2 separate regions of the Homo sapiens genome follow, and region 2 is linked to region 1. Evidence: chromatin loops called from intact Hi-C (ENCODE). Cell type or tissue: ascending aorta. All regions are shown on one strand. Links, peaks and the distances in the headings refer to the core of each region. The heading gives the core; the rest is flanking DNA. Region 1 overlaps CPA2 (carboxypeptidase A2). Region 2 overlaps CEP41 (centrosomal protein 41).

Evidence for each region. Peaks named below come from ENCODE experiments on the same cell type or tissue, not always from the same donor. Only the 100,000 strongest peaks of a DNase experiment are listed, where the experiment ranks them.
Region 2: a loop joins it to region 1, with 2.6 times the contacts of the local background. A loop is called at or near these places in 5 of 110 quality-filtered maps.

What each region holds. Positions count from the first base shown.
Region 1 is chr7:130,274,735-130,282,734 of GRCh38, forward strand. CPA2 (carboxypeptidase A2) reads left to right here. Exons shown (of 11, transcript NM_001869.3): 6 at 415-513; 7 at 1,894-2,004; 8 at 3,092-3,182; 9 at 4,729-4,928; 10 at 7,370-7,454. Among named protein-coding and RNA genes, the nearest start is that of CPA2, 12 kb to the left of the region's middle. RefSeq lists an enhancer at 3,335-3,629. In ascending aorta, for the core only: a CTCF peak has its summit at 3,492 (motif pointing right); DNase peaks (open chromatin) are centred at 668 and 3,477; H3K4me3 peaks cover 713 bases; H3K27ac peaks cover 1,002 bases.
Region 2 is chr7:130,388,542-130,405,165 of GRCh38, forward strand. CEP41 (centrosomal protein 41) reads right to left here. Exons shown (of 11, transcript NM_018718.3): 6 at 16,023-16,167; 7 at 14,107-14,258; 8 at 13,340-13,407; 9 at 12,166-12,280; 10 at 11,498-11,713; 11 at 5,230-10,498. The coding sequence ends at 10,350. Among named protein-coding and RNA genes, the nearest start is that of CPA1, 16 kb to the left of the region's middle. RefSeq lists an enhancer at 6,141-6,200. In ascending aorta, for the core only: no CTCF peak of the experiment used is centred there; no DNase peak of the experiment used is centred there; H3K4me3 peaks cover 2,147 bases; H3K27ac peaks cover 2,333 bases.

The DNA.
Region 1 (8,000 bases), core at 1-8,000:
TCTTTTTCCTTTTCTCTCTTCCTCCTTCTCCTTTTCCTTTTTTCTCATATGTATGTGTATGTATAAATGAACTAGTTTCTTTAAAAATAAAAATGAAATCTTGTAATCCATTTTTTTCCAATTTTCAGCATATGAAGATATTTTCATGTCATCATCTACAACGATTTTTTACAAACATCAGAGGAGAATTGTCTATGCCCCTCAGTCTGTGTTTACACTTGCATTCGAAGAAGGGGACAAAAGAAAATTCTCCTTAAATGAGAGTTAGTCGACAGCATCACTGTCTGTATTTCCTTCTCTGTCAATCACATCAAGAATAGAGAGAGGGACAGAGAAGGATGGTCTAGGGTAGAAAGGAGGCAACCAGGTGCCACGGCAGTGGAGCCGTTCACATTGCCACACTTGCTTTTGCAGTTCAGCACCGGAGGAGACAAGCCAGCTATCTGGCTGGATGCTGGGATCCATGCTCGAGAGTGGGTTACACAAGCTACGGCACTTTGGACAGCAAATAAGGTCATTTTGCCTAATATTCCTTGCTTATTTTGCCTTTCTGGGGTCAGGCCCACCAAAATCCATGACAGTCCCAGTGGTCCTGATGGCTGGCGCTCTCAGACAAAACCCTTCTCTTGTCACACGGGCTGGCAGTCAACCCATCCAGACTTTTTTGGTATTGCCCCATCCAGCACCCCAGGCTCCTCCCCTTGGGCAGGCCACTGTGCGCTGTGTTAAAAGGCACAGCGATGTGATGATTGCTGTTGAGTGAGAGAGAGGGGAAAAAAAAAAAGACTCAGTAAGCTAAAGAGATTGAACGGGTGGCCAGGGAGGACCCTTGGGAGCCAGATTTCAGCAAAAGAACCGACTAGAGAAAAATCACTTTGCTGCCTGGAACCCTGAGGGCTGAGGTGTGATATGCTAGAAATTTATAAAATCATGAAAGGGGGTCACCTGGAAAATACAAACAGGCGCAAGAAGAGTTAACCCACAGATCCAAAGTGGAGTTGGCTAAGGGTGTTTGGGTTGTTCTGAAAATTTCCCAAATTTGATTTTGAAGGTAGGGTGTAGTAAGATCTCTCTTCCACAAGTTTGTTGGCATTAGAGTCAGGAAATGGGGCTGGGTATGACCTAGTCTGGTATTTCTTAGGTAATTCAAAAATGACATGCTATAAATCAGAATGTTAATTCACGAGCAGAGGAAATCAATCCACATCAGATCATTCAAGCATGTGCAACCACGTGCATACCGACTGATACATTTTTCCCTTCAATTAAAATGCGGTTACCTTTAGGGTATTATGAAATGGATATTTAACAGTTGAATAATAATGCCTTAGGATGGCTGAGCACAGGAAATGAATAAATTTTAATCCAGCAGAAACTTCAACTCAACTGCGGTTAATGGCAAGTAAAAATGTAATTCCCCAAATGGAATTTAACTTGTTCTCTGTGTCTTTAGCAATGTCTCTGCATATTTAAGTAATCTGATGTTTGTTGTGAGTTCTTTTGGAAAGTTATCTCATGTAGGGATTAAGGAATACCAAACAAAATTTCTTTGGTGCATAGGTCCACATAAGTCACATATATCACTGCTCACTATTGCAAAATGTCTCACTGGGATGGATAGGAAGAATGTTACTGCTTTTGAAAGAGTAGATATATGATATCTGATTTTTACTCAATAGAAGTAAATTATTCTGATTAGAAATAAAAGTATAGACGCTAGCATATTCAACACATTAACATTGCAGGAGACCGGACTGCTGGATGCCTAGAAGACTTTCCTTGATCAATAGTGATCCCTGGTTCACATCTGGAAAAAACACTACCTTACTATTCTGTCCTGTGTTCCCAACAAAAGCGGTGTGTGAGGTTGACATGTATCTTGTCTTTGCTCAGATTGTTTCTGATTATGGAAAGGACCCATCCATCACTTCCATTCTGGATGCCCTGGATATCTTCCTCCTGCCAGTCACAAACCCTGATGGATACGTGTTCTCTCAAACCAAAGTAAGCCTGGATTTTGTTCCCTTCTTCAACAAGGACCTAAGGAGATGTGTAGGAACTTCAAAAGCAAAATAAAAATACTCATTCTTTTCTTGATTTACTCTAAATGGAATGTCTAATTTCTCAGTAGTCACCCGGAAATGAGGGTTAGAGAAGTGGTTATAATCACTTCTTATTCCAACACATGATGTCTTTATATGTTGCCTCAGCCAGAGCCCATTTCAGCTGTTAGGCTGGGCTATTAGAGCTCAGTGTTCACCATGAGTCATCTAGGAGATTTGTTCCAATTATCTCTGCAATTTTTTGTGGTAGGATTGATAGAAAAGAGGAGGCGGATGTTACCTGCTGACAATTAGATTGCAGTAGGATTTAGGTGGGCAGTACAGTACATCTAGCATTTTACTTAAAATCTGTGGGAGAAATCCTCCATAATATCACTTAAAAGAGTTACATGGTTTTTTTTTTCCCTTAAAATCTCATTACAATACACTATTGTAGCAACCATGACCCCACATATATTCAAGATGAATGACAGCTTCAAGTTTATTTTTAGAAAGAGCTAACTACGGTAGCGTTTTCAAAGACATTTTCAAAGAAACTGATACTAATACTAGTACTCATCCCATGAGATACCATATGAATCAAGGGTTCCATTGTCAAGACCAGGAAACACCGCCCACCGTATCCGTTTCTTAGAGGTTTATAAAAAACAAGGCATTAACAATCCTTAGAAGTTCTGAAGTAAGTTTACCAAGTTAGCTCCATATTTTCCCCAAATAGGCTCATTGCAGAACCCTCTCTTCTGCTTTTGGTTCTTGCTGTTGGCCTTGGACAGAACTAGGGTTCCATGGCACGTGTTTGGCAGGCGTTCATTTGAGGAGATGGGGGCGTATTCATGTCTCACTTTGGTGAGATGGCAGAGAAACTCCTAGCAGAACCTGTATGAGGACTGTCCAACACCTCCCCAAGCCAAGGGAAAGGAGTGTCCCAGAGAACTAGGGAAATTGACAGAATTCTAAAGGAACCTTCTGATCAGGCTGAATGACCCTCTTTCTTTTTTTCCATGTGCTTTTTGGGTGGGATCTGAAAGAATCGTATGTGGCGGAAGACCCGGTCCAAGGTATCTGGAAGCCTCTGTGTTGGTGTGGATCCTAACCGGAACTGGGATGCAGGTTTTGGAGGTGAGCGCAGGGACTTGCCCCCAGGGATGGTCAGCCCGTGGTCTGGCCCACAAGCTGGTTCAAATGGCCCTGCAGTGCATCAGCTGGCTAAGCCCATCCAGGATTTAAGCCATTTAAAAACCTCTTTGAAAAACACTTAACTAAATTCCCTTCACAGGAGCACAGTGCTGTCACAGAGCTCTGAGCAGCATTTAATATATTTTGTCTCACATCTTGGTTTTCCCACAAGCTGTCGCCCGGTTAGCCTTCTGTGCAGCGGGAGCAAGACTTTGCACAGTGGCGGGAGGACTCGGGAAGCCCTGAGCCAGCCACTAGAGGGGGATAGGATCTATTCCAAGGAGAAGCATTACATCATCTATGGATGCTTCGAGAAAGAAAACTAAAAAGAAGTACATACACACAGGATGGAGAAACTGACTTTCAAAACAGATTCAAATATAAAATGTGAGCTTGCTGCCCTGGCTTTGTGACAGCGCTTATGTTTTGGAGTTCCGTGTCAGGCTAGTTAGGGGCTCCTTTATGGCCTCAGGTACTGGTGAAAACCCCTTATGTTTCAGTAACCATAGAATTAAATTTTTTCCCCCTCACTAGGCTATGATAAAATTGAGGTCAGGAGCTGTGTCTTTTTCACTGTAGTATTCCTAACACCTAGCACAGTGTCTGCAACGCAGAAGGTAATCACTATGTATTTGTAAGACAAATTAATTAATTAGAGTTATGGAACTAAGACAGGACTGTAGAGAACTGCTACAGGATATGGATGAGTGGCAACTTCATTCATTGCTTTGACAATTCTTCTTCTTTTTTTTTTAGTGTAGTGGAAAAATAATTAAAGCACAATACTGAGCAATGGCCCACAGTTCAATGTCAATCCCCCCGATATTATTTTCATTAAATAATTTTAAAATAAGGTGACGTTTTGTCTGTATCACATGGGGAGCCTAGGGAATCCTGACCCCTACTCATCCCCTGGAAGTTTCTCTAGCAGTGAGAGCCCTGGCCAGGCCTACAATGGACCCATTTCAGTGGTCTTGAGCCACTCTAGTTGCTGAGAAAATCAAGGCCAAAGGTGGCCTTGTTGTCAAATGTAGTCATGATTTCCTCATTGCAGAAAGGGTGTCAGAGGTTCCTTGCATTTCTGGCTTTGTGCCTTGGAATTACAGATGCATAGAATCTTCTACTGTTGGACTCTAAGAATTGGATGAGATCCCAGAAAATGAACTTGCTAAACTCCCACCCAATGCAGGAATTCCATCCATAATATTAAATCTAGCTTTTCTTCCAATAACTCCTACAGAGAGGAGATGATCTAATTAGATGGCTCTTTCTACTGTATAGAGGAACCATATTTTTTGAAGAAGAGATGTGTCCAGAATCACTTCAGTTAGGCTTTCTGACTATAACCTTTGGAAGAGACTTGATCTAACACAATGACAATCTTGCCCCGACTTCCAGAGGAGAAAATTAGTGATGCATGGTGACCTCCTCCCTACAGTGTCTTCTTAGAGCTCACTGTCCTCACTGGGCTACTTCTGCATCTCCCCAGGACCTGGAGCCAGCAGCAACCCTTGCTCTGATTCATACCACGGACCCAGTGCCAACTCTGAAGTTGAAGTGAAATCCATAGTGGACTTCATCAAGAGTCATGGAAAAGTCAAGGCCTTCATTACCCTCCACAGCTATTCCCAGCTGCTGATGTTCCCCTATGGGTACAAATGTACCAAGTTAGATGACTTTGATGAGCTGGTGAGTTTCTGAAACTTAATTTCAGCCAAGCAACAAACATCCATTGTGTGGTCAAGTAAGTTTCAGGCATAAAGTCATGCCCTAAGGTGGAGGTGTACCATTACAGCAATGAATGAAACATAAGTTCAACCACCGAGAAGATTATGATGCAGCCAAAGGTTTGAAAGACTGATTTTGAACTTTCCTATATTAAGTTTCTTTGGGAAATAGAATTCATGAAGTTATTGTTACCTTAGTCTAGATGAGCAGGAGCCTGGTTTGAGCATAAATTCCCAGAACATGCTTTTCTGTTGCATATGGGGGAAAAAACCCTTGGATTTGGATATGAGGCTTTTGGATTGGTAGTCAAATGCTCCAAGCTGAGCAATTCTGCTTCTCAGCAACTTGTCTTATACTTTTCTGGGATCTTTGGCTCTGTGATCTACCATGACGATGCACTGGTGTATGATGTTGGGGGTAAAACACTCACTTCCCTAACTTGATACCTTCTGTCACCCTTCCTGTTTCAGGAATAAGCCAACTGGCCCCAGCCTTAGATCAGATGGTGACATCTCAGGAGGCTGTTCACAACTGAGCAAGAGCTATCCCCAGCTAAAAAGAATGTGCAAATTATTTCTAATTTGGCTTTTAGGCTTGGTTTATGAAACCCATATGTTAGAAATAAGCCCAGAGTTGGGACCTTTTTGTCAATTTACCTTCAAGTAGATTATTGTCAGCAGCCTCATGCAGAAATAGATTAGATTATTCCAATTCAAGTATGCCTTTCATCTCATCAGTTAGATTTGAGCGCTGTGAGGTTTTGATGGTCAGTATTACCATTCAAGGTCATATCAGGGAAAAAGAATGTTCTAAAATGTTCTTTTTTTAGACCTAGATGACCTTAAATTATCTAAACCTGTGCTCAAACCTCTAGCAGATAGTCAATCTAGGCTATGATTAGATGGCTTCCTGCCTTCAGGGGAGCCTATTCTGTGTTGGGGAAGGTTGTTAGTGTTCTTCTTTATAGAGAGCGAAATCTTTGTATGGTTTTCACCTATCAGCCCTGGTTTATCATCTGGTTCTACTGAGCAAGTTTATTTCCCTTTGAGAGGTGAATCCACTAATTACTTGAAGACCACCAGCCTGCTTCTCCTAGCTCTTACTCCTAAATAACCTCAGTTCCTTCAAGCATTCATATTATGGGCCCAAGTTCCCTTACTATTCTGGTCGCTGTTTTCTGAATATGCTTCTTCAAGGGTAGTGTCTTAATCTGTTTGCATTGCTGTAAAGAAATACCTAAGACTAGGTAATTTATTAAGGAAAAAGTTTTATTTGGATTATGATTCTGCTGGCTGGAAGATTGGGCATCTGGTGAGAGCTTCAGGCTGCTTCCCACTCATGGAAGGCAAATGGGAGCTGGCGTGTGCAGAGATCACACGGTGAGGGAGGAAGCAAGAGAGAGAGTCGGGAGGTGCCGGACTCTTTAACAACCAGCTTTCGAGAGAATTAATAGAGCAAGTACTCACTCCTAACTGTGAGGACTGCACCAAGCCATTCATGAGGGATCTATTCCCATGATCCAGACACCTCCCATTAGGCCTCACCGCCAATCTTGGGGATCAGATTTCAACATGAGGCTTGAGGGGAATACATATCCAAACTATAGCAGGTAGCTCCCAGAAGTGAATGTGAAATCAGTATTGTGGGTTACCCAGCACAGAGCAGGGTGTGACCATAACTACCCTCAGCCAGACCGTGCACTTCTGCACATTCAGTTGAGGATCACATTAGTTTTTTGGCAGTAGCCCTGTGATGTTGACTCATGTTGGGCTCATTGACAAGAGTAACCCCCAGGCTCTCCAAGGATTCTACCAAGCCAGGTTTCCCCCATCTGGTAATTGTACAGTTGTTTTCCTGGACCCAAGTTCAAGACCTTACATTTATCCCTGACAAGGACAGTAAAGCCTCAATCAGTCAAAATTGGAACCCTCAAATAATGGAAAATATTTTTCTGAGCTCTACTTTTTGGAAAAAGAGACAGCCATAGGGAAATAAGCCAATGTAGGGATCTAGTAAAAGAAAAGTCAACTTCCCACATATGTCCTGGGGTCAGTCCACATTCTCTTTAGACCCCTTAAATCTACCCTAATTTTAGCCACACTCCTGAACAAAGAGAACTGGTGGCAAAATAATGAATCCTTGAGTGTTGCAAACACCAGGATGATCAAATAGACAATGAGGACCTTCACGTTGTATTTTCAAAGCCAATAGAAGTGAACTTACTTCTATTGGAGAAGTAAGCTTACTTCACAGTGAAAATGGTTCAAATAAAAAGGGTGTTGTGCCTTCACCTCAATTAACTAGACAGTCTAGTTAGAGCATTCTATGTTCTGCTGTCGGGCAACTGATCTCCCAAGAGACAAGTGTTATCTGTCTACCTTTCTTTGGTTCTCTTACTCTAGAGTGAAGTGGCCCAAAAGGCTGCCCAATCTCTGAGAAGCCTGCATGGCACCAAGTACAAAGTGGGACCAATCTGCTCTGTCATCTGTAAGTATCCAATGTGCTGGAAGTTTTTACAAATGACCCACTAAGATGGCAGGCACCGTGTGAGTTTGAGCCAAAACTTTTAAATACCTTTATTGAAAGGGATAGGTCTTCATGCATGGAACCCAACCTTCCCCAATTTCCCTCAGTGAATCTAGTCTCCTCCATGAGATACTTACTGTGTGATGGCCAGAACAAAGAACTCCCTAAGTATATGTTTTGTGCCCTCTCCTGTGCTTGTTCAGATCCTTACAGCTCACTCTCATTCTGTAGAATTTGTTTATCTAAAAATAAGCCTTTATCAAGACCTGGCTCTTTGTTTTTTTTTTCTTTTTCTTTTTTTTGAGATGGAGTCTCACTCTGTTGCCCAGGCTGGAATGCAGTGGCTTGATCTCAGCTCACTGCAACCTCTACCTCCTGGGTTCAAGCACTTCTCCTGTCTCAGCCTCCCAAGTAGCTGGGACTACAGGTGTGTGCCACCATGCCCAGCTAATTTTTGTATTTTTAATAGAGACGGAGTTTCACTACATTGGTCAGGCTGGTCTCGAA
Region 2 (16,624 bases), core at 4,969-12,968, 120 kb after region 1:
GAAGAAAACAATTGGGTTAAATAAAATCATTAACTGCAGATAAAGAACCAATCCAAAGGCCAATCCCAAGACATTTTTAATTTTTAATTTTTTTTGGTAGAGATGGGGTTTTGCCATATTGCCCAGGCTGGTCTTGAACTCCTGGGCTCAAGCAATCCTCCTGCTTTGGCCTCCCAAAGTCCTGGGATTACAGGTGTGAGCCATCACATTTGGCCAAGATATTTTATTAACTGTATAAATTAATTATATATTCTGAAGATTTTGCCTTTAGGGATAGAAATCACCCACTTTTCATTTGCCACATCCTTCCCAGCGTCTTTGGTACATGGTTCTGCTCCCTCGTGTTTCCATCCACCCCACTCCTTCCCATTCTCCTGTTGAGACCACAGCTCCTAGGCTTTAGCTTCCCTTCTTCAGCTTGGTGATCCTGATGCAAGTGATATTACAATTAGCAGCTAGCATGACTACATAAGATATCCCAACTTGTTTCAAAGCAAGAATCTCCCTTTTGGCCTGGCCACAGTGGCTCACGCCTGTAATCCCAGCACTTTGGGAGGCTGAGGTGGGCAGATCATGAAGTCAGGAGTCCAAGACCAGCCTGGCCAACATGGTGAAACCCCATCTCTACTAAAAATACAAAAAATTAGCCGGTCATGGGGGCGCATGCCTGTAATCCCAACTACTCAGGAGACTGAGGCAGGAGAATCCCTTGAATTCAGGAGGTGGAGGTTGCAGTGAGCTGAGATTGCACCACTGTAGTGTAGCCTGGGTGACAGAGGGAGACTCCATCTCAAAAAAAAATTAAAATATATTTAAAAATAATAAATGCTTGTGAAATGGAGACATGAAATTTGTTGTCCATCTCAAAAAAAAAAAAAAAAAAAAAAAAAAGAAAGAAAGAAAGAAAAAAGAATCTCCCTTTGTTTCTTCCATATCACTTCAGGTGTGAATGTGGAGCAGGGGGTTTTCCCACAGACTCTGCTGGGGAAGTGAGTGGATTGGGGCTGGAGTGAGGATGGCAGCTTCTCTCTCTAGCAGCCAGGCCAGGTTTCAAGAAGCATCCAGCTCTGTTGACTTGAGTCTTTTCCATATAAAATGGCCTGAAGGCCAAAAATGCCTTTTTTAAAAAAAAAGAGGAACATTGATGGAATTTTCATCTTGGACTTTTATTTTATTATTATTTTTGCTATCAACATTCTAAAAATAAAAATAAAAAGAATGAGGGCTGGGCACAGTGGCTCACACCTGTAATCCCAGCATTTTGGGAGGCTGAAGCAGGAGGATTCCTTGACCCCAGGAGTTCGAGACCAGCCTGGGCAACATAGCGAGACCCCCCCCCCCCACCTCCACAAAAAATAAAAAATTAGCTGGGTGTGGTGGCATGCACCTGTAATCCCAGCTAATCGAGAGGCTGAGGTGGGAAGAACCGTTGAGCCCAGAAGTTTGCAGTTGCAGTGAGCCATGATGGCACCACTGCACTCCAACCTGGACAACAAAGTGAGACCCTGTCTCTTAAAAGAAAAAAAAAGGATGAGGCTCTATGTATGTATTGTTACATTTTGTATGTATTTGTTACATTATTACATTATATCATTTACATAAACGTATAAACATGTAAATTTATGAGACGAGGTAAAATGGTGTTTCAGTCTTTACAGAAAGATGACCTAAAAGATTTGATAACACCCTCTTCAAGTTATCTTTTAGAAAATGCTTCCCTTCAATCTATATAACGACATTATAACTCTCTTCTCAAAACCCATTTTAACTGCTTAGTTTGAGTGAGTAGGAAGCTGATCACCTTTTGTTTAATGAAGACTGATAAGAGAAGAAATATTAAGTTAGCATGACAATTTATCACTTTATAAAACTGGAGCACTAGACTTTGATGGTAGAATTGCTTAATTTAAAATAAACTGTGCTTCCCGACAGCAGGAACCACCTTGTTTGGCATTCAATCCCCAATAGCGTTAACAGTACCTGACACATAGATGCCTAATAAATACCTGTTGAGTGAATGCTCTCTACTTTTATTAGTGAATTCATAAATGTTATGATCTGTATGTTGTAGGCTTGCTGAAAACACCCTGTGCAAGTTATTTTGAATTCCCAGAGTTGAGTAAGTCTTAAGAAAGCTGAAGTCAATGAATGAATGTCAATTGCACAAGGGCAAGGATTGCTTTGTTTTGTTCACCATTTAACCCCCACTGCTTGGCCAAGTGCACAGCACACAGTAATAATATTGGTATTAATATCAATAATAATAAATGCTTGGCCAGGTGCAGTGGCTCATACCTGTAATATCAATACTCTGGGAGGCTGAGGTGGGAGGATTGCTTGAGCTCAGGATTTCAAGACCAGCCTGGGCAACACAGCGAGACCCAGTCTCTATAAAAAAAACAATTTTAGGCTGGGTGTGGTGGCTCATGCCTGTAATCCCAGCACTTTGGGAGGTTGAGGTGGGCAGATTGCTTGAAGTCAGGAATTTGAGATTAGCCTGGCCAATACGGCAAAACCCCATCTCTACTAAAAATACAGAAATTAGCTGGGCAGTGGTGCATGCCTGTAATCCCAGCTACTCGGGAGGCTGAGGCATGAGAATTGCTTGAAACCAGGAGGTGGAGGTTGCAGTGAGCCAAGATTGTGCCACTGCACTCCAGCCTGGGTGACAGAGGGAGACTCTGTCTCAAAAAAAAAAAAAAAAAAAAAGAAAGAAATATATTAAAAAATAATAAATGCTTGTTAAATGGAGACAAGAAAGTTGTTGGTTTTTTTTTTTTTTGTACTTTCAAGTATGGGAAGAGATTTACATTTTGTTTGTAGATACACATTTTTACAAATCTATGGGTGAAGACACTTAAAATTCTTAAGTAAAAACATAAAGCTAAAAGACAATTTTGGAAAATATTGCAACTTAAAAATGAAAGTATTGATATGAAAATAAGTATTAATAACCTAAAAGACAATTTTGGAAAATATTGCAACTTAAAAATGAAAGTATTGATATGAAAATAAGTATTAATAACCTAAAAGACAATTTTGGAAAATATTGCAACTTAAAAATGAAAGTATTGATATGAAAATAAGTATTAATAACCTTGAGGGGTTAAAATAATAAAAAGGGTTAAAGAAAAAGACAAACATTTCAAAAGAAAAATAGGCAATTCCACTAAGAAGAAACACAAATCAATACATGTATGAAAGACACTGATCCTCTAAGTGATTTCTTGTTCATTAAGGAGAAATGAAGATATTTTTCTCTCATCAGATTGGCAAAGAATAAAAAGACTGATGACTCCAGTGTTAACATGTAGTGCTGGTGGAGCAGAAACTGGCACCACCTTCCCAGAGGGCAAATTTGGCAATATAAATCAAAATTATAAATGTATTGTGTCTTTGATCCAGAAAACCCACATGGAAGAATTTACTTTATAAAAATATTTGGATGGATTCAAAAATATGTATGTACAAGATTGGAAAAGTAAAAAACAAAAAACCTAGATAATTACCAGTCTTGATGCTGATCTGACACATCCACACACTGGAACAACACGACACCATTAAGGGCTGTGTTGACATGGAAAAATGTTCACAACATACTAAGTGAAAGAAACTGGCTATAAGATGGAAATGTTATAAAACTGGATTGTGGTGATGGTTGCACAATTCTGTAAACTTAACTCAAAATCATTGAGTTGTGCACTTAAAATGGGTGAATTTTATGGTATGTGATTTATACAATACAGTTGTTTTAAAAAAGAAGCTGGATACAAAATATTGAGTCTGGATCCCATCTTGTTTAAAAGACACACACACACACACACACACACACACACACACACACACACACAAACATGCTTTCTCTCTCTCCTTCTCTTTCTCTTCCTGGAAGGATATATCCCCCAATAATAATAATGATTAACCTGGGTAGTGGTGGTGGTAGTTTTCCTTTTTATGCTTCTCAGCATTTCTCGCAATGAGCTTCTATAATCAGCTTTTATAACGGGCAGGGAGTGAAGGGAGCTATTTCGAACACAGTAGATAACATGTGTGTAAAGTTACCTAACATCGGTGTATTATCAACATCAAACAGCTAAATGGCCATCTTAGTTTTTACTCAGATTCTTTTGATTTGTCTAAACTCATTTTTTTCTGCTCCGGTATAATGTTTCATCATCTTGCCCGGAACGCTGCAGTTTGTCTTATCTTCAGAAAAATTCACACTCCAAGATACAGCTGGAAGCAGCAGTGTTTCTACCAAAGGAAGAGATTACTCAGCTCATGCAGTTGGGGGCCATTCCCCATCCTACCCCTTGTTGTAGCTTGATGAAAATTCCCAAAACCCCTTCCTGCTCACATTCAGTTCTTGTAGCTATCTTGGGAATTGATTATGCTAATGCCTATTCCCCAGGGCCTTTGAAAATCTTTATTTTCAAATGAACTCATTTTACTTTTTACTCAGACCATTACATATGGTTCTCTAATGGCCTGTGGGCCCAATATTGGTGATCTATGAGAATCCTTAGGGTAGCCTCTTGAATTAACACTCAGATATGCACAGCTAGCTTTCTGTCTTTGGCCTAAAGTTAAAATGGGAATGTCATTGAATACAATCCAGATATGACCTCACTGGTCCTTCATCCAGTGCGGGGCGATTCATCACCCTGGCAATTGTTTTGCAAGGGCGAGTGGGATGAGGTGGATTTGAAGATGCACAGGGACTCTTGCTTTAAGGACTACAGCAACATCATTCTGTGAACACACTAAGACCCAGATGCTACTCAGATGAAGCTGATATGACTAACCGTAACATTCAAATTGGCCAAATCAAGGAGAAGCTCTCAGAAAAGCACAGAGCATGCATCGTCAAATCTAAAAAACTGTCAAAGGGTAATGAATTATTCCCCAAAGCTTTCAGGATCTGCATTAATTTGGCAACTCAAACACTGAGCATCATCCAACAACCTCAGAGACTGGGATTGCCAAATGTTTATTGCCAAACTAAAAGGAGAAAATGGAAAGTCTTCTGCTTAACCACAGTAGTGGTATTGGCTACATTTTTAGAAGAGTGCAGTAGAATAAGGGCTCTGCTGACAAGGACTGGGGCAAGGAGGTTTGCCTCTGCTTCCCCCGGGAACTCAGGCCTATGGCCATCGCCAATTCATGCAACTTATGTTTCAGCCGAAATCAGAAACATCACCACAAAGGAAAGAAAAGATCAGGCACAAATCATATCAATATGGTTTACTGAATGAATGGCTAGACCTATCAGGAAAACAGCCTACTTTTTTCCCCCTACAATATAATTAAAAGTTTGTAATTCTCATTCCTTAAGTGGTACTTTGCAAGGTGTCCATTAACAGACAAAATAACCTCGGAAGCCCTGGAGCACCTGTCTTCAAGATAAGACAGCAGACACAGGCGGTGGAAATGTGGAAATACGCATTCCCCAGAGCAGATGTTTCAGTTCCTGAATTTCCATCGCCTTTTGTGCAGGCAAGCGGAGGAAAGTTTTCAAAAGAATCTCGGCTGACTAGGAGGGAAGGGAAGCCAATAGCGAAGGGAAAGGTACATTTTCACGGTAAGTTAGAGGCATCACCAAAGGAGAACATGGTTGTGCCCACCCAGAGTGAGAAGCATAGAGCGGAGTGGCTGAAAGAACACCCTCTGGAGCCACAGTTCTCAGGCTGGCTCCTGGCTTTTCAAACCCTTGGTCAGAGACTGAAGGCAAACCTGAGTCACTTAATTTCTACCCGAACCTCAGTCTCCTCATCTGAAAATGGGGGTGCCTGCCTCATCAGACTGTTGTGGAAATTAAATGGGTCAAAACATATAATGAAGAATCTAGGAGCAAAGTAAGCTCTCCACAAACATTGGCTAGTATTATTATTTTCTGGAAATCTTCAAGATTTGAAACAAAAGAGAAAACCTACTCTTAAGATGGGGGTGGTGTGTGACCTTTGCGTGCTGAATTTGGGAGGATACTTTAAGCCTGGCAGAGACAGGGTAATAACACCCCCAGCAGCTCTCTGGGTACTTCCTGTAGAGGGAGATCTAAAAACCTCAGGGTTTTGAATGCCTCGCCCACAAAGGCAGGATACACAAGGGGGACAGAAGATAACGAGCTTTCTGGGTCTCCAGAATGACAGACTAGCACTGAGTGGCCACCACAGTGGGCATCACATCCAAACTTCAATCTTGACAGGTTCAATTCATTTATTCATGAACACTTATTAAGGGCCACTGTCACAGGGTTGGTGATTTTCACTCTCTGGGAGCTTATAGTCAAAATAATTGCAACAGGAAGACATATTGATATCCTTTAAAAGATGCAGCCCATCCGTCCACAGCATTTGAGAAGTGGCCTCTCTTTGCCTCACATTTTACCAGGTGCTTCAGGATGTTACACAGGTGAGAATTTGCTTCTGTACAGAACAAAGAGGATCAGCAACAGAGAGGGGAGCCATCAGGGGATCACAATGTGACAGACACCGTTTCGAAAACACATAAAATCATGCACCGAATCCTGTTCTGCCTGAATTCAAGGCTGACAAATTTCCACCATTACATTTTTTATGTTGTAACTGACCTGTGTATCCATTTAAAGATGTCATAATAATAATTTCAATAATTATTGTAAATCTAGGAAAGTATTACTACCCAAATGTATTCTGAACATTTTGGAAGCACAATGTTATTTATTGCTTTTGCATGAAAAAATAATTGTTAGTGAAAAATTAATGGACCTGCATGTAAGTACTCAACATGCTCACATAATTAAACTGGTGAATTATATTCCACACATTTGCGGTGTTTCCTGGGGAAAAAAAAGTATCGTGGGAGTTAAATCTTTGAAAGAATTGGGAAGAAAATAAACACACATTAAAGACACTGAGAACGTTTTAGAACTGGAGAAAGAAAGGTTCTTACTGATTATCTTCAGAGTAGAGCAAGAAGGTGGTCATGGATTTAAATCCAGGTGGACAGAAACTAATTATTCGCTCTAAAAAAGTCAGATAACATAAAAGACAGAATCTATAGCCAATAAACAACATGACAGAAACCAAAACCAACACAAGAAAAATTACCTACGTATTTCTTCCTAGCCTAGGACTCTGATTTCACTTACATTCCACAAGGGAATTAGAGAAAACACGATTTTTTGTTTTGTTCTGTTTTCTTGGTCGAGTAGCCTAAAGTCTTAAGAATTTTTGTATAATTTAAATAGCACCACAGGAAAAATCCCTGAGCAACTAATGAATGTTATTTGGTCTCTTTTCATTCGGATTTATACCAAGCCCAATATGATCGTGCTGGTCCTGGCTAACCACTAAAGGTTAAAAAAAAAAAAAAAGATAAAAGATAAAATGAATGCAGGCCATTTAAATCATTCCATACTTTTTCAAGAGATTGAGCCTGACATTATTACAGCCCAGGGTGTTCCTTTTGTTTTCAAATAAGTAATGTAGCTTTCTCCTTTCTCTCTCGCTTTCTGCTTCTTTTCTTCTCTCTGCCCTCCCTTCTTCCCATTTCCTTGCTTCTTTCTCCCTTCCTTTCTTTTTTTCTTTTCTCCCTTCCTTAAACACAAACCCCTTTAAAGCATTTAAGGTATTATTTAAACTTTGGCCATCACTGCTGTTCAGGGTGCTGTAGTTGTACATCGATGAAGCACCTTCTGTCTCAGGGTTCACAAGCCCCAGACAAGGGCAGCTAGTCAACCCCTGAGACGCTGGTAGGAAGCCATGATCCAGTTGTTGAAGGTGGCTTCAGTCCCAGCCTGAGCAGGAAAAGAAATCCAGGCTTTCTGACTGGAGAGCTGAGGCCCCCTGCCCTAATTGGACTGATTTCCTGATTCATTTATTTTTTTTAAAAAATGCTTTCCTAGGAGATGCAGCAAAAATCACACCAGTCTCCTGTGGCTCCCCCAAATCATCTCGACAGAAAAGAAGAGAGAAGTTGGCAGTTTTCAGCATATTAATAGCAAACGACAAATTAGTAACTATGTACTTTAATCTTCAACATTCATAATTGCACAAAGCATCACTGGTCATTTAAATAATACATGTCAATTAATCTAATGAAGAAACTGGCAAAGTAGAATGTTAAAAGCAATACCTCGAGCACGTAAAGAATGTTTGATATTAACACTTAACATGCAAAACGCAGATTAGAACAGCTCTTTTGAGCATGGTTATTTAAAATCCTTACCAACAGGGCAAAGCAAGCACTGTGGAGAAATACACATAAATATATCCAACCTGCCAGATCTCTCAGGTGAGTGCACACCAATTCTAACAGGTCTGGCTGACCTGGCTTTCCACATATATACAGTGGTTTCTAATACTCCAAAGTTGTCTGACGATGGGAACGCAGAATCGGAACAAGGAGGGAAGACCATTTACTTTCAAAATAGAATCCGGCAGGGAAGTCTCAACTCCTGACAAGTCACCTTTAAAACAGCATAACCAGAACTTTCTTACAGAGAAAAATCTTTTTTCCTTAAAAATGTATATGTGGCAAAAATGGCTGAAAATCTTGTCCATGCTAGGGGAAAGCTGAGTGTGGAAAAATGTGCATTTTTCTATCTATGCTGTAAAGAAAATACAAAGCCAGAGCATTTTGGCATTAGCAAAGGCTGAACTAAGTTCTCAGGCAATAAATTTATGGGGAAACATGACAGGCTCCTCATTAAAGCTATGTGTACGTTGGCTGAATTTTATACAAGATTCTTGAATCTTGTGGAAAATTGGGCATGGCTTGACATCTGAACAATGTCCCTGGTTTGTTTGATTTCTAAAGCATCGGAAAATGTTGCACTTTGGAAATCAAGTAGAGAAGAATAAACACACTCTAAAACAGAACTGGGCTGAATCTGAAAGTTATTTTTCCATATGTCTCTATGAGATATTTATTACGTTTATTTCTCATACAAACACAGCCCCCATGCTAGAAATACTGTGGTGCATTTTTTTTTTTTTTTTTTTTTTTTTTTGGTGGCGAGAAAATAGTACTGTTAAGGCAAATCTTACCCCGTAGCAGTTACCAGCAGGACAGGCAATTTTCAGTGGGCTTTTCAGAAGCTGGTTGCCATGACAAAGAGCACAATTTATTCCTCAGTCCCTTATCACAGCTACGATCACAGACCATAAAAATTAACACCGCTCTTTTCCATCTGATTTCAGAGTTCCTCATCCTTACCTGAGGCCTTTTGTTCCCCCAATTAAATGGAATGAATGTCAGTCATTTAGCAATTCAATTAATGCTGATTCAAAATTCCGGCCAAAACCAGAATCTATAATCACAACTTCCTAATCACAGTTCAGTCATGAGAATGAAAAGTAAGCAGGAAATTGCACTAATTACTCAATTAGACTAATACTGTATTTCTAAGCAAGGGCTTACGAGGTTGTCAGCCCTGACAAAGGACTTCGGAGTCCTCTTCACCTTGTGTGTCCACAGTTGTCCAACCAAAGCTGGTATTTTCAACTGGCCATAATTTCTGTCCATCTAACATGGATGGACTGAAGCTGGGCAATGGGCGTCATAACTGATATACTGACCACAAGTGAGGGCCGCTTTGGTGGGCTTCAAGGGGCACAGGCCGGTGTGGTGGCCAGGGCTTTCCCATGAGAGGCCCTCCTCCCCGGTGTGAAGACACCCACATGCATACCTTTCTGGCTCCAGGAAATATCTAGTAAGGGGGAGCATTCAGTGAGTGTACAGCTACTTTCCTCATCTTCAATTTCAGTGAGTACACAGGCACTGGCTTCCATACTCAAAACAGGGCCTGCAATATGCTGGGCAGAGAGCTCCTTGCTGAGTGAGCCTGCTGGGGTGGGGTCTGCAGGCGGCTGGAACCTAAGGCTCATCTGCACCCTTGGAAACAGCTTCTCACACCAAGACTGCCCGGAGAAGCCTTCATGAAGTCAAGAACAGTGAATGAAAAGGTGGCAGGGACAGGCACACGGGCAGATGTGACTGAAGTATTTACAAAACAACACAGAGAGACCCAACAAGCTGGACCTTATTAAAAAAAAACAAAACAAAAAAACTAAAAACGTAGATACTTTTTTCCTATACAGTTTCACAAGACTTAAATATGCTGTAAACAACAGGGAGGAGACTAGAGCCTGTCACACCTCTGGTTTTTATGGTCACCTGTCAAAATCCTTCCTGAGGTGGCCTCCTGAGGGGAGAGGAACTGGAGACAGGGACAGGGAAGAGGCCTATCCCATACATATGTCATGGTCTTTCCTCTGCAGAAGTTTCTGGAAATGACCCAACTTGGGAAATGCTCAGGGGTTCTGAAAAGAGGAAGAACATTTATTTGCCTAAGTGAGACAAAGTCTTTACTTCCAGGGTTTGCCTTGCAGGTGACCACTGCTGAGGGAGCGGGGGTTTGAGTGGCTGGCGGGGCCGCCACCTGGCAGATTCTGAGCGCTTCGGGCACCAGGCACCTTGGACTCTCTTCCGGAGGAGTTAGCTTGGTTCAGTCGGCCTGAAGGGAGCAAGAAAGAAGGAACAGAGCTGCAAGAATGATTCCAGGGACAATCTGCCAAGTACAGTTTTAAGCTAATGAAGTCCTAGCCTACAACCACTTTTAAGCTAATGAAGTCCTATGCAGTATCTACTTTAGGCCAACGATGGCCTACTCCTCATCCTTGAGATCAGCCTGAAGGTGGGGAGGGGGACAGAAATGAAGGGAAACCCAGATAGGTTTTTTTTCCCTTCCTCTCCAACATCCCCAACAAACCTAGTCTGTCCTCCACTACTTCCTTGGTAGAGAGGATGCAGACGAGGAGTGATTTGGGGAAAGAAAAGAGAAAGCAGTACGGTGAAACTAAGGTAGGAAGACAAACCACAGAGGCTCTCAGAGTGGAGAAGCAAAAGCTGCAGAAGGAATCGAAAACTTTCCAAGAAGGAATCTGAAGGTCTGATGCTTAACTCCTCAATTTTACCTGAGATATACTTTTTGATGAAGTCTCTACATTTTTGCCTGGGCGTGGTGGCTCATGCCTGTAATCCTAGCACTTTGGAAGGCTGAGGTGGGTGGATCACTTGTGGCCAGAAGTTCGAGACCAGCCTGGCCAACATGGTGAAACCCTGTCTCTACTTAAAATACAAAAAAATTAGCCTGGTGTGGTGGCGGGCACCTGTAATCCCACCTACTCGGGAGGCTGATGTGGGAGAATCGCTTGAACCGGGGAGACGGAGGTTGCAGTGAGCCAAGATCATCCCATTGCATTCCAGCCTGGGTGACAGAGCAAGACTCTGTCTCAAAAAAAAAAAAAGTCGCTATGTTTTGATAAAGTCTCTCTTCAATGCGTAATTCTTGCCACTATCTGGGGTCACCTCCACTGCCTCCCCTCCCCAGCACCTGTAACATACCTCCCTAGTATTTTAAGAATCTAAATATAAGAGATGAAGGTTTTCATATGATGAGGTGATATTCAAAGCTGCAAACCAAACATTATCTTTAAAGGTCAAAAGATCTTACTAGGATGATCTGCAGGCCCTTGCTCCTCTTCCAGATAATATTCTATCTTTTTTAAGTCTTCTGGGGTAAATCTCCATTTATTCTCAGCTGGTAGGGGTGGCCCTTTGGGGCTGGATCGTTTCCGGGCAGACCCAGGAGGAAGGGCCTGCTGGCAAGATGCTGGCAGGGAACCAGTAATCAGTCCTTCCGGGAATTTCTGAGCTAAGACTTTTAGACCTAGGTTTGGAAAATCATCAGAAAAAGCTGCATTAATATGGCAAGGCCAGGCCAAAACCTGGAAAGAAGCCTGCATGTCTTCTAATCTCTGGTCATCAAGTTGAGGCCAACACAAGGACATGAAATCTTTCTTAACTATTTCATCATTAAGCAAATTATACCAGAAAATATCTGTTGTTACATGGGATTCTGAGAATTCCACAAGAAATCCTTTTGCTCGAGTCTTCAGCATTAGGGCTTTGTGACAGAGCCCTGAAGCAACATCAGGAATTAAAAACATGTGCTGATGAAGCTAAGGGAAGTTTCACATAACTCCTGACTCCTTTCAGCCAGCATGGCTTTTTCTCTTTCCAGAACACTGAATTCTGAGCACCAAGAGAGAAAAGGGGATGCAGGTGGGACTGAAGGATGATCAGCCTTTGAAGTCCCAAGCAGAGTATCACCTTGCTCACCTCCGGAAAGCATGAAGAGGTTTTCAAATCCACGCTCGCACATGGTGGTGGCCGCCTGACTGGCCAGCCTTTCATCATCGTCATACAGAATGATGATCTTGCCATGGGCATTTTTCTAAGAGTCAGATGAGTTAAGGTTCCAAGGCACTGGGCTGATGTCCCAAGACTACGAGAAACCCCCAAGGAATAAAAGGTCAGGTCCACCTGTCTGAGTTCCCGGGAACGATGGACAAGCCCATTCCTACCGTCACACCAGCAGGGACTGGATGGTTTCCCATCATGGAAACCACACAAGCTGGTATTCGTTTCTTTTGCAAACTGATGTTACCATGATCTAAAAGACAGCACTAGTTCCGGACTTTACATCCTTTAGCTCTCTTATCCCTATGACCCTGGAAAGTAAATATTACAATCCCCATTTTACAGATGAAGAAATAGAACAACTTCTATGCCTAATGTGTCCACTGAAGCCTATTTATGACAGTAAAAATGTGGGAGCCATCTAAAAAGTCCAAAATAAAGGAATATTTTAGTAAATCATAGTAAATCTGAAGATATTACACAGCATCAAAAATGTGGTTTACAGAAGGCTTGCATCAGCATGGGGAAATACATCGGGATATGAACTGAAAAAAAGCAGGATACTAAATTACATATATAGTAAGGTTTCAACTTTGTTAAAAAAAAACAAACACACAGAAGACAGTCTGGAATAAAATATACTAATAATGTAATAGAAGCCACTGCTCAACTGTGTGATTATAAGATATTTCAATTTTCCTTTTAATAATTTTTGGTATTTAAATTATTTTCTGCTTGTATAATTTTTATCAATGAAAAAATTAAAATTTTAAAGGAAAAAATTAAAATAGAAAAAAACCCTAAGTTCTGCTATGGAAAGTTTTCTGGGAGGAAAAAAACTCTCTTAGGACTAACTCTCAATGGATCCTAACTCTTAACCTAGTGTTTTTTGGCCCAGGGCAAGACGGTTTGAAAGCATCCGCCTAAAGAGTCAGGATTCTTGGCAATAGCTAGGAATCCAAATTCTAAAATATGCTCAGCCAAATAATATCAAAGGTCCTTCACAGCATTCTTACCAGGAGCGTGGTTCATGATAACTTTGATTCTTACAATCCTCATACCACCCAATTCCTTAAAATGCAACAAAGGATACATATTCAAGAATATCATTTGAATAAGGGTTCATTGTTCTAGACAGAGTTGCAATTGGGTAACTGTAAGCTGCAAAGAGAAGAAAAAGTTTAGGAAGTCTGTTGTTCTCTTAATACAACTTGGCCTCAATTCCCAGCTGGTTTAAAATCTAAGAGTTAAATACATCTTCAAAATCCATGAGCTGCTGGGCATGGTGGCTAACACCTATAATCCCAGCACTTTGGGAGGCCAAGGTGGGTGGACCGCTTGAGTCCAGGAGTTTGAGACCAGCCCGGGCAACATGGTGAGGCCTCATCTCTATAAAAAATACAAAAACATTAGCCGGGTGTTGTGGCATATGCCTGTAGTCCCAGGTACTCGAGAGGCTGAGGTAGGAGGATCACTTGAGCCCAGGAAGGCAAGGCTGCAGTGAGCTGTGATCGCGCCACTACACTTCAGTCTTGGCAACAGAGCAAGGTATTAACAAAAAAAAAACAAAAAAAAAAATCAACAAGCCATAAACCTAAACACTTCTGTGAAAGAAAAGAAAGAGCACTATGAACAAAGCATGAAGCTTCACTTCCCTGCTTCTGACAGCCATCTGTGAAAATCAGCAGCCTCTCAAGAGTATTTTATGGTGGAGCCAACCCTATAGGATTCCATAATGGATCCAGCTAACATACGGTTTCCTCAACTGTCTACCATGGGCTGTGGTTCCAGCCTGCCTAGACTCAAGAGCAGGCTCTCTGTTCTTGAGAGTGAGGCACTTTAAAGCCTTCTCTCTCTTACCTCCAACAATGTGGCACTGCTGGTAAGAATCTCTATCACGCACATCTAGCAGCAGGAAGGGGCAGTCAGGATAAGGTTTGTCTTTGGTATGGGGCTCTGCTTTCTTCACTGGCCCTTTGTCTAGATCCAGTTCCCCAACACCACTGATGACACTGCAAGTGAAAAAGTAGGTCAGCAGAAACTAGTCAGAGGTTGGTGGCTTAAAGGTCGAACGTGTCTCTTCAGAATAGTGAGGTGAGTGCTCAATGTCTTTTCAAAGGACGCTTCAAAGGCAAAGGAAAATGGACGTGGTGTCTCAGTTCTGCCTCTGAATGCAGGATCCTGTGGATTTTCTCTTCTACTACACTGGACCCCACAGAGGAGACCCACATGTCCACACTCACCTTCAGACAATGCGTGTCAGTGCATTACATGGCTGAGGGGGTAGGGACTGAAGGGCACATGCTGCCTCTAGCCACAAGGGCAGCATCAGAGGGAGAAAGAGGGGAACTGTGAATCCAGTAGAGCGAAAGAGGGAAGAATATGGTTGGTAGGACAGGAAAAAGGAAAGACATTTCTTTCTACGTGTAAGTAATATAAAGTAACAATAATGCTTTATATATTTCATATACGTAGTCAGTGACATATCTGCTATGGTATTGAGTCTTAATACTTACATAGCTCTCTGTACTTACTCCAGTTTTATAGGTTACAACATTGAGGTTGACGAGGCTTTAGATTTGGTGGCATTCATAGAATGAGGCAGAGGAAGAGCTGGGATTAAAATGAGGAAGCTAACCACTACCACTAACAGTTCTAATTCTAAGGTCATTCAATCACTGAAACTGGTCACCATCTTAATATTATAGGGAAAATGTGGTAAAAACATGAATCAAAGTAATAACAAGACTAGGTGTTATGAACAAAATGGCAAGCAGTGAAATATCCTTACTGGAATAAGAAGATGGTTACTTTCTTAGGAAATATTAAGACTCATATGCTAAATCACAGATTAGTATGTAGCATAGCTCCTTTCCCATAACAGCAAATCAAATTCTGCATTTAAATCCAATAAACACTATAACTCTATGCTATATAGTGCATATTTTGTTGAACCAAAGGAGAAGAACATCTGTTTGATAAGAAACTGCATCCTCAGTGGAAGTCCTGTTGGCCTATCTCTTCTTGAGTGCAATTTTAGAGTCCTCTCGCAAAAGTAACTATAATAATATAAAGCTAAAAGAATAATAATAATGGTGGGATGATGATAGCAATTCTTTCTCTGGTAGAACTAATTTCTCCAGAACTATTTTATCAGTCAAAGGGATGGACATCTGCTGAAAATCAGTACTGCCCTATAATCAACAGTTAATATTAGTTAGAAAGTACTACACGGACTAAAGTCCATGTAATCCTTGGAATAAGGAGGCCCATGCCTTAGAAGAAGGAGCAGAAAAATAAAATAAAAAGAAGGAACAGCCACATTCAGCTTTAGAATAAACACCAAGTACTGCTTTTTCCTTTGCACCTACTCAGTATCAGAGCACTATGTGTGGCACTGTCACTTCCGGACAGGGTATTATAAGCTTCAGCAGTCGGAAAAGGGGGAAAAATCATACTCTCTGAATCAAAAGATAGTATTTGTAAAGCTAATTCCTCATAACAAACTTATATGTAGGAGGGAGAAGAATGGAACGAGAAATGAAAATTAAACTCTCCTATTAATATATTCTCACATTAACTCAGTAAGAATGCAGTGAAAAAGATTCAGGAGGTAGCATTTATATAAAGATAAAGTAGAAGGCTGGGATTAAAATGTGAGACTTTACTCCTGCCAGTTCTGTTTCTAAGGCAAGAAAAAAAAAAGATCCCTGAAATTGGCGTCTAGATTAATATAAAGGCAAAATGCAGTGAAAATATGAATCAGCTTCGAGTACCTCTGAAGAGTTGAGCGGCTGGAGTCCCCTGCTCCTGCGTTGTTTATGAACTGCTCAGGGCTCGGCGACTGCTCACCTGGATTTCCTTTCCCATTGGTCCTGGCAGTGGTTTCAGCATCAGGGTCTGAAGCTGCAGAATCATTGTCTAATATTTACAAATGAAGAAATAATTAGATTGAACCTCAGGATTTGTATTTACTTATTAGTTCCACTGACATTAAGTCAAGAAAAGGAAATCTTATCATCATTATTAAATTGTCGTGGAAGTGCTAACGTACAAGTTCCCAAAGTGTAGTGGACCCCAAACATCCCCAAGGCCCTTTCAGGGGATCTGCAAGGTAAAAACTATTTTCATGAGATGTTACTTGTCTTTTTTACTGTGTTTATATTTGCACTGATGGTACAAAAGAAATGGTGGATAAAGCTGCTAGCACCTTAGTAAGAATCAGGGCTGTGGCACCAAGCTTTATTAGCAATCATTGTATTATTCACCATCACGCATGCATTCACAGTAAATAAGTATGGCAGTCACACTACAAGAAGGTCCCTGTTAAAGCAGTAACACTTACTATTCTTATTACATCTCACCTTGAAGTAAGTAC